Regions from separate parts of the Homo sapiens genome. Here region 1 is linked to region 2. Evidence: chromatin loops called from intact Hi-C (ENCODE). Cell type or tissue: K562. All regions are shown on one strand. Links, peaks and the distances in the headings refer to the core of each region. The heading gives the core; the rest is flanking DNA.

The links. A loop is a pair of places that touch in the nucleus more often than their neighbours do. Peaks named below come from ENCODE experiments on the same cell type or tissue, not always from the same donor. Only the 100,000 strongest peaks of a DNase experiment are listed, where the experiment ranks them.
Region 1: a loop joins it to region 2, with 2.0 times the contacts of the local background. A loop is called at or near these places in 1 of 110 quality-filtered maps.

Annotation. Positions count from the first base shown.
Region 1 is chr3:31,690,958-31,695,360 of GRCh38, forward strand. All of the region lies in intron 7 of OSBPL10 (oxysterol binding protein like 10), which reads right to left. Among named protein-coding and RNA genes, the nearest start is that of OSBPL10-AS1, 11 kb to the right of the region's middle. In K562, for the core only: a CTCF peak has its summit at 1,909 (motif pointing left); no DNase peak of the experiment used is centred there.
Region 2 is chr3:31,355,506-31,359,908 of GRCh38, forward strand. No RefSeq gene overlaps it. Among named protein-coding and RNA genes, the nearest start is that of STT3B, 180 kb to the right of the region's middle. RefSeq lists an enhancer at 1,207-2,406. In K562, for the core only: no CTCF peak of the experiment used is centred there; a DNase peak (open chromatin) is centred at 1,636.

The sequences.
Region 1 (4,403 bases), core at 189-4,188, 340 kb after region 2:
TCATCCATTTCTTGGACAGTGAACACCAGGGATACAGAGCCAAGGAGTGGTGAGTACTAATTGGGTTGTCTGCCTCTGACAGAGGGTGAGTGACGGCCCAGCTGTTCAGACTGATGGCATCCAAATGACCTGAAATCACTGCTGTGGATTTACCGAGCCATCAATAAAGACTGCCTTTTCTTCCGTTAACATAATTAAGACAGTGAACTATTTGGGGGGAAGGAAAAAAAGAGAGGATCTGCACTAGGGACTCAGAGAACAATTAATTACATTTAAAGTTGCATCAATCTAAAAGTAAATAACCAATCTTCAGGTTGGGATCTTAGGCTCTTAGAAATCCGAAATAAACAATCACCCATAGGGGAAGGCGAAGGACACTTGGAAGGAGGGACAGTCCCCTCCCCACAGCAGGGAGCACAGCTGGCCTCTGCAAATAGAAGGCCAAGAGTAGGTGCAATTTTCTTCAAAGAAACATCAGTTGACTGGGTGCAGTGGCTCAGACCCATGATCCCAGCATTTTGAGAGGCTGAGGTGGGAGGATCGCTTCAGCCCTGGAGTTCAAGACCAACCTGGCTGCAAGACCTTGTTGTCTCTACACAAAAAATGTTTTTAAATTAGCCAGGTGTGGTGGTGCAAGCCTGTAGTCTTACTGTTGTCTTAGCTATCTGTAGGCTGAGGCAGGAGGATCACTTGAGCCCAGGACTTTCTGGCTGCAGGGAGCTATGATTGCACCACTGTATGCCAGCCTGAGTTGTCTCTTTAAAGAAAGAGAAAAGAAAGAAAAAAGAAACATGACTTCATAACCTTGGGAGCCATCTTCGTATTTTATCCTTAGATTGGCAAACACACCCAGTGCAAACAAGCAAGCAGAGAGGCCTCCACCACCGCAAAGGTTCATTTATGTCCTATTTTGAGAAAACCAGGAGAAATACACAAAAATCCAATTTTACAAAATAAAGCGCAGACAATTCACACTGCAAAAGGTTTCTTGACTTAGCCAACCTTTTCCCTAGGTTTCCTTAACCTGCCAGGTTCCCTCACACCCATTTCATGGTGCCTGAAACATTATGAAAAGCATTCATTAAAATTTTTGTCAGATGGGAAGAGTTTGAAATAAAATTTTACTTTTTCCAAGAAGATATTTACTATATAGAAAGATATCTGTTGAAGTTAATCCCTGTGTTTTTCCAGAGTCCCAGACATCAGCTCACAGAAGGAATTCAGTTGGGAGCAGAACGTCATCCCTTAACAGTGACTAGCCATGTGTACGTGGCAAATTCATCTCCCCAGGACTCAATTCCTCAGCTGTAAAAATAGAGAAAATAAAAATACCAACCTTCTAGGCTGATTGTGAGTATTAAATGGCAGTGTTAAATTAGTCCAGTGCCTACCTAGTATCCAGGAAACGCTCATTCTTTGCTGGCTCAGATTATAGACCCCTATAATCAGGAATCAGTAACCTCATTTGGAGACCAGGGAAGATACGAGCAACAGGCATTAGACACAAACTTGTCACATAATATTTCAGTGACAATGTTGAAAGCTAAAATGACTCACAATGCCCAGAGCAACCCCGAGACCACCTCTGACACTTCTGTAAACAATCAGTCACCTGCTCAGAGAAAAAGGAGAAACAATTGTATAAGACAAAAACATTGCTGTAAGAATATATGAAATATTTCAGATTTAAACTGTTTTTAGAGCTCAAGCCAGGGCACAGTGCTTGGGTTTCACACTCATTATCTTATGTAATCTTCTTAGATGTCTGTAAGCAGGTACAACTATTCCATTTTACAGATGAGGAAACTGCCCAGAGAGGTTTTGCAATTTACAATGGCTACGTCAGTGGAGAGCTGGAATGAGAATCAATTCTGCTTGGCCAAGGCCCATGCTGGGTTGCTCAGCGCCCCCAAGGGGCCTGAAGACTACCATTGTGACTGTCACTCTTTCTAGAAGTGTGGATTGATGAACTGCTGCCAACAGGACAGAAAGGGAGAAAGAATGGAGATCGCATAACTGTGTCGCCTCATGAAACAGATTTACACAGACAAGCTTAGGGAAGCCAGGTCTCCACTCTCTCTTCTATTAAAAGGCAAACACTCGGGAGAGATAACAGGCTTTGCTTGACAGTATACTGAAAACCAGATTCAGGGAGAAGAACAGCTGGAGGGATCTGGCAAGAGAAGTGGAAGCAGGATCAGGGAGACCAGAGACCCCTGAGGTCCATATCTCTGCCTTGTGGGGTTCATTTCCAGGATAAACACTGGCCTTCTGACCCTTTTCATTAAAATTTCCCTTTTACAAAAAAAAGCTCAAGCACAGCAATGTTAATCTTTGCATATTGTGATTGATGCTAGAAATTGGGCCTAATGAAATAATTCAATCAAAGGAAAAAGGCTGTATGCCTAAGAAGATGTTCACTATATCATCACCTATAACATCAAGAAGCCAAAAAGAGACAACGTGGCCAACCACAGACTATTTGTTGGGAAAGTAAATAACGCAGCAATGTGGTAGAATGTTATATATCCATTAAAGCGTACACAGGTAATGATGTCATTTTCCATAAACCTGTGGTGAGAACATGATGTCTGCTGTAGTGTGATTCTATATACCAGGGGTCAACAAACACAACCCATGGGCCAAATCTTCACTTGCTTTGACAAACAGTTTTATTGGAACAAACTATAACCATTCATTTCTGCATTTTCTACGGCTGCCTTTGTGGTCAAATGGCAGAGCTGAATGGTTGCAGTAGACACAATACGGTCTGCAAAGCCAAAAACACTTGTTATCTGGTCTTTTATTTAATTAAATAAAATTTTTTTAAGATAAGGTCTTGCTCTGTTGCCCAGACTGGAGTGCAGTGGTATGATCATAGCTCACTAGAGCCTCAAACTCCTAGGCTTAAGTGATCCTCCTGCCTCAGCCTCCCCAGTAGCTGGGAACATAGGTGTGTGTTACCACACCTGGCTAATTTTAAAATAGTTTTGGTAGAGACAAGGTCTTGCTATGTTGCTCAGGCTGGTCTCAAACTCCTGGACTGAAGTGATTCTCCCACTTCAGCCTCCAAAAGCACTGGGATTACGGATGTAAGCCACCTGTCTGACCTTTTACAAAAAATGTTTGCTGGCCGGGTGCAAAGGCTCTTGCCTGTAATCCCAGCACTTTGGGAGGCCAAGGCAGGCAGATCACCTGAGGTCAGGAGTTCAAGACCAGCCTGGCCAACATGGTGAAACCTCATCTCTACTAAAAATACAAAAATTAGCCAGGCGTGATGGTGAGCACCTGTAATCCCAGTTACTCAGGAGGCTGAGGCAGGAGAATCACTTGAACTCGGGAGGCAGAGGTTGAAGTTAGCCGAGATCATGCTACTGCACTCCAGCCTGGGTGACAGAGTAAGACTCTGTCTCAAAAAAAAAAAAAAAAAAAAAAAAAAAGGTTTGCTGACCCCTGCCCTATATTATCCATATATCTTATATTCTTTTGTATCTGTTCAATATTAAATTTTAAAATTATTTTAATTTTTTAAAAAGTTTCAGTGAACATTGCTGATTTTTGACACGTAGTCAATGCTTTCTAAAAATGCAATCAATTTATAATGCCATCAGCAAGGAGTTGGGGTATCATTTTTACCCTGTATACACTAAATATGTATCTACTATTTTGTTGCTGATTTAGAAGGTCTAAAATAAGGTCATTTCTTTCTTTGATTAGTAACAACTTAAATAATTCTTTAAGACTCATAGAAAATTATCTCAGCAAGCTCTTTCAAAGCATAAATCTTTTGTTTGTTTGTTTGTTTTGTTTTTTTGAGACGGACTTTCACTCTTGTTGCCCAGACTGGAGTGCAATGGCACAATCTCGGCTCACTGCAACCTCCGCCTCCAAGGTTCAAGCGATTCTCCTGCCTCAGCCTCCCAAGTAGCTGGGATTACAGGCATGTGCCACCATGCCCAGCTAATTTTGTATTTTTAGTAGAGACAGGGTTTTTCCATGTTGGTCAGGCTGGTCTCAAACTCCCAACCTCAGGTGATCCGCCCACCTCAACCTCCCAAAGTGCTGGAATTACAGGCACAAGCCACCCGGCCTCAAAGCATGAATCTTGTTTCATGTGTTCTTGATTGATGAGCTATGAATTGGGTATCTTTAGGTTAGGGACCTCACCACCGGAGCACAGCTCAATCCACTAGTTTTAGCCACAGTCTGCATCCCCCACCTTCTACCTACTCTCTGAAGCCAGCTGTGCTCTCTGAAAGGGTTCAAAATACACTGTTCGAGGTTTTTCTATATCTGTAACACTGGAGTTTAGACTAAATCCTCTGAGAAATCCACATAGGGTTACAAACAGGCACACTGTCATTATCTGTAACTGCCACCCATAATCTCAAGTTCAAGCATCC
Region 2 (4,403 bases), core at 74-4,073:
GACCTGAAACTGTGAGACTACTAGAAGAAAACATTGGAGAAACACTCTAGTATATTAGTCTGGGTCAAGAGGTCTTGAATAAGACTTCAAAAGCACAGGCAACAAGAGCTAAAATGGACAAATGAGATCACATCAAGCTAAAAAGCTTCTGCACAACAAAGAGAATAATCAACAAAGTGAAGGGACAATCCACAGAATGGGATAAAATATTTGCAAACTACCCATCTGACAAGGACTAATAACCAGAATATATAGGGAGCTTAAACAACTCAATAGGGGAAAATAAAAATCATAATAATAATCCAATTAAAATGGGCAAAAGATCTGAATAGACGTTTCTCAAAATAAACAAATGGCCAACAGGTATATAAAAAATTCTCAACATTACTAATCATCAGGGAAATGAAAATCAAAACTACTGTGAGATAAGGTGTCATTCCACTTAAAATGGCTTTTATCCAAGTCAGCCAATGACCAATGCTGGCAAGGATGTGAAAAAAGAGGAACCCCTGTACGCTGTTGGCGGGAATGTAAATTAGTACCGCCACTACAGAGAACAGTATGAAGATTCCTCAAAAATCTAAAAATACAACTATCGTACAGTCCAGCAATCCCACTCCTGGGTATTTATCTGAAAGAAAGAAAATCAGTATTTCAAAGAGATATCTTCCCATGTTTATTGCAGCATTATTCAAAATTGCCAAGATATGGAATCAACCTAAGTGTCCATCAATGGACAAATGAATAAAGAAAATGTGGCACATATATGCAATGGAATACTATTCAGCCATAAAAAAGAATGAAATCCTGTCATTTGCAACATGGATGAAACTAGAAATCATAATGTTAAGGGAAATAAGCCTGACACAGAAAGACAAATATGCCTGCTTTTTACATTTTTTTCATTCATATGTAGGAACCAAAACCAAAAATATTGAATTCATAGACACAGAAAATAGAATGATGGTTACCAGATGCTGGGAAGGGCAGCAGAAAGTGGAGGATAAAGTGGGGATGGTTAATAGGTACAAAAATATAGTTAGATAAAATTAACAAGATCTTGTATTCAGTAACACAACAGGGTGACTATAGTTAATAATATATTGTATATTTTAAATTTACTAAAAAAGTGGAATTAGAATGTTCTTAACACATATAAATGATAAATGGGTAATAATACCCTAATTATCCTGATTAATCATGACACATTGTATGCCTGGAGCAACATCACACATACCCCAAAAATATATACAATCACTGTGTACCCAAAATAATTACAACAATTACACATTTTTAAAAGGAGTTCAGTGCTGGGGGAGTGTCAGGTTCTAGGCCAAACTGAGGTCCAAGAGGAGTCGGTGGGCAGGTAAAGGGTAACTAGAAAAACACTCAAGAAATCACAGGCAGTTTTGACATGGCTTTATTCTCTCTCTGGGCGTGAGCCCAGCCACGAGCCTGGGTGAGACATAGGTACAGCATTACTCGGGTAGTTATACCTTTTACAGACAATAGTGGCTCCGTCCAAGCCAAGCACAAGCTCACGTGAGTGATCACCTAATGCGCCTCACGGGGCATGGTTATGTAATGTGTGGGGTTGTAAGCCTGTGCTCCAAACCTGCTGAGTCATGCTGTGCTGGAAGGCCGCCTCGGCCTACTCCAGGCTAAAGTGCTGCCATCTCCTTTACAGGGAGTATAATGAGCAAGTGGGGAGAAAGCATAAAATGGTGATGAAGACACAAGAGGGTGATGAAGGCTGGTAACCCCTGGAATATAATTTGGATTTTCTTCTAGTACAATAAGAAACCACTGGAGCAGTGGCTGTCTTCCTTGGCTGCACTGGAATCACCTGGAACTTTTGAAAAATATGCTTGTGTCTCAAGCATAGAAATTCTGAAATGATATGGCATATGGCTAGAGCATTAGGAATTTTTTTTTTACTCCCCAGGAGAGAATTTTTACGGGCAGCTAAGGTTGAGAACCACTGTAAGGGAAGATTTTAAACAGGGAGTGACATCATTTGATTTTGAAAGTTCTGTTACACTAACCCTATACTCATTATAAACTTGGCTATAATGTTCCCTTCCTTCTAGGAAACAAGGCTCACCTGAAGCTCTTTTACCATAAACAACATCAGCATGGGTCATAATGAATTCTACTACTGAGAACAGTGACACCCACAGTATTCAGAGAAATATGCCAGTATTTTCCTTCAAGTTCAAAACACCTGTTGTGGCCTAAATTGAGTCAATCTGTAATAGTCAATTCCAAGTGCTTTGTATTCAGCTCATCCAGAGACACAGGCAGAATGAGCTTGGCATCCAATTTTCTGTACTCTCGTGTAGCTCATGTACTCGTACCTCTTTGGGGCTGAAGAAGAAATCTAGCCCCATAAACTCACTCTTTGTTCTTCCCATAGATCCCTGTCTCTTAAACCCTTTTCTCCATCACCATCTCACCTGTATCCCACCTCCTCTTTTTCTCTGTCTTCAGCTTATGTTGTCAGTCATTCATTTCTATCACCTGAGGACTCAGAGAAAATTTTTGATCCACTCAAGTGATCTAAAGGGGAGGGCAGTGGATGAAGGATAGCAGCCATCAGTGATTGATTCATTGATTCAAGATCAGTGGTTCTCAAAATGAGAACTATTACAAATGTCTTAGAAAAAAGCCATATATGCGCAAATGTGCACCTTATGGCATATATTTGTAATTAAGATTTTACTTCAGGCCAGACGTGGTGGCTCATGCCTGTAATCCCAGCACTTTGGGAGGCAGAGGAGAGTGGATCACTTGAGATTAGGAGTTTGAGACCAGCCTGGCCAACATGGCAAAACACCCACTCTACTAAAAATACAAAAATTAGCTGGGCATGGTGGCACACACCTGTAGTCCCAGCTACTTGGGAGGCTGAGGCAGGAGAATCGCTTGAGCCCAGTGGGGGCAGAGGTTGCAGTGAGCTGAGATCACGCCACTGCACTCCAGCCTGGGCAGCAGAGTGAGGCTCTGTCTCAAAAAAAAAAAGAAAAGATTTTATTTCATTCAGAACCACTGGTCTTGAATCATCCTGCTCAAGGGCAGGAGCATCAGCATCACCTGAGAAATGAGAAATGCAAAATCTTGACCACCAACTCAGACCTACTGAATACTCAGAAAGTCTGGACATAAAGCATAGCAATCTGATTTCACAAGTTGTCCAGTGGTTTTGGTGTACACAAACAGTGGTTTGGAAACTATTCTTTAAGACAATCAATGTTTGTGCATTATTATGCTATGAGAAACTTTCTCTCTTTTCATCCTTGAGTTACACTGTGAAAGGCCCCTTTCTCTTATCTTATCTGGTATATGCCTAACTCCAAATGGGTGTGACTATGTAGCATGACTGAGATAACAGATAAATGGGGAGGAAATAAAACCAACAGCATCTTGCTATACCCCACATGATAAAAGTCAAAAAGACATCATAGCAAAAGGCTCTTATTACAAAACAAAGTTATCGTGGAAAAAAGATACTGCATTGTTAACATCTGTCCAATCTGAAGTACCTTTTCTGTAAATAAATATCAAGAAAAAGCATTCACTAGCTGAATACTAGTGCTACTATTACAAATCTCTTAGAAAAACATCATATATGCCCAAATGTAGACCTTGTGGCATATATTTGTAATTAACTTTTTACTTCATCTTGTTATTGCAAAAGTTGTTAGGAAAAAAAATGTGGACATATGTGTATATGTATTTCCCAGAGAGGATGATTTTATCCTGTTGTTTTTAAGATGCCTCAACTCCAACAAGTTGGTTTTGAGGAAGGTACCAATATAACAACAAGGCCAATAATTCCTAATTGCTTCTTCCCATTCCAAGGTCAAGAAGGTTTACACAAACAGATAAGGATTGATGTTTAAACAGATTCGGCTTGGTAAAAGGCCATAGAGTCCATGGGGCCACGCTCCTTCATGAGTTTTATTCATCATGAAAGCCATATGGTTTTCACTATAGATGGCCCAAATCCTCACCTCCCCAGGTCAAGCGAAGTGAAGACAAGAATATAATCCTAGCAAAGTCATCGTTGGCATTTTGGTCTATTTGCTTCTCACCAACTTGGGATCATACCATGTGCTTGTGTGTGTGTGTGCACATATACGTGTGCATGTATGTTATGATTAAGATCATAACCTATATAATGTTATATATCTGCTGATCCTAAGATAGCTATATATATATAAAGGTATACATATACATATATAAGCATATATGTATTATATATGTTATATAAAAGTGTATATATACACATATATAAGTATATATACTTTTATATAATATATATAAGTTTATATATATTTACCATAAGTTATATATATACTCTCTATATAGTATATGTTTATACTATTTTTTCCTCCAACAAA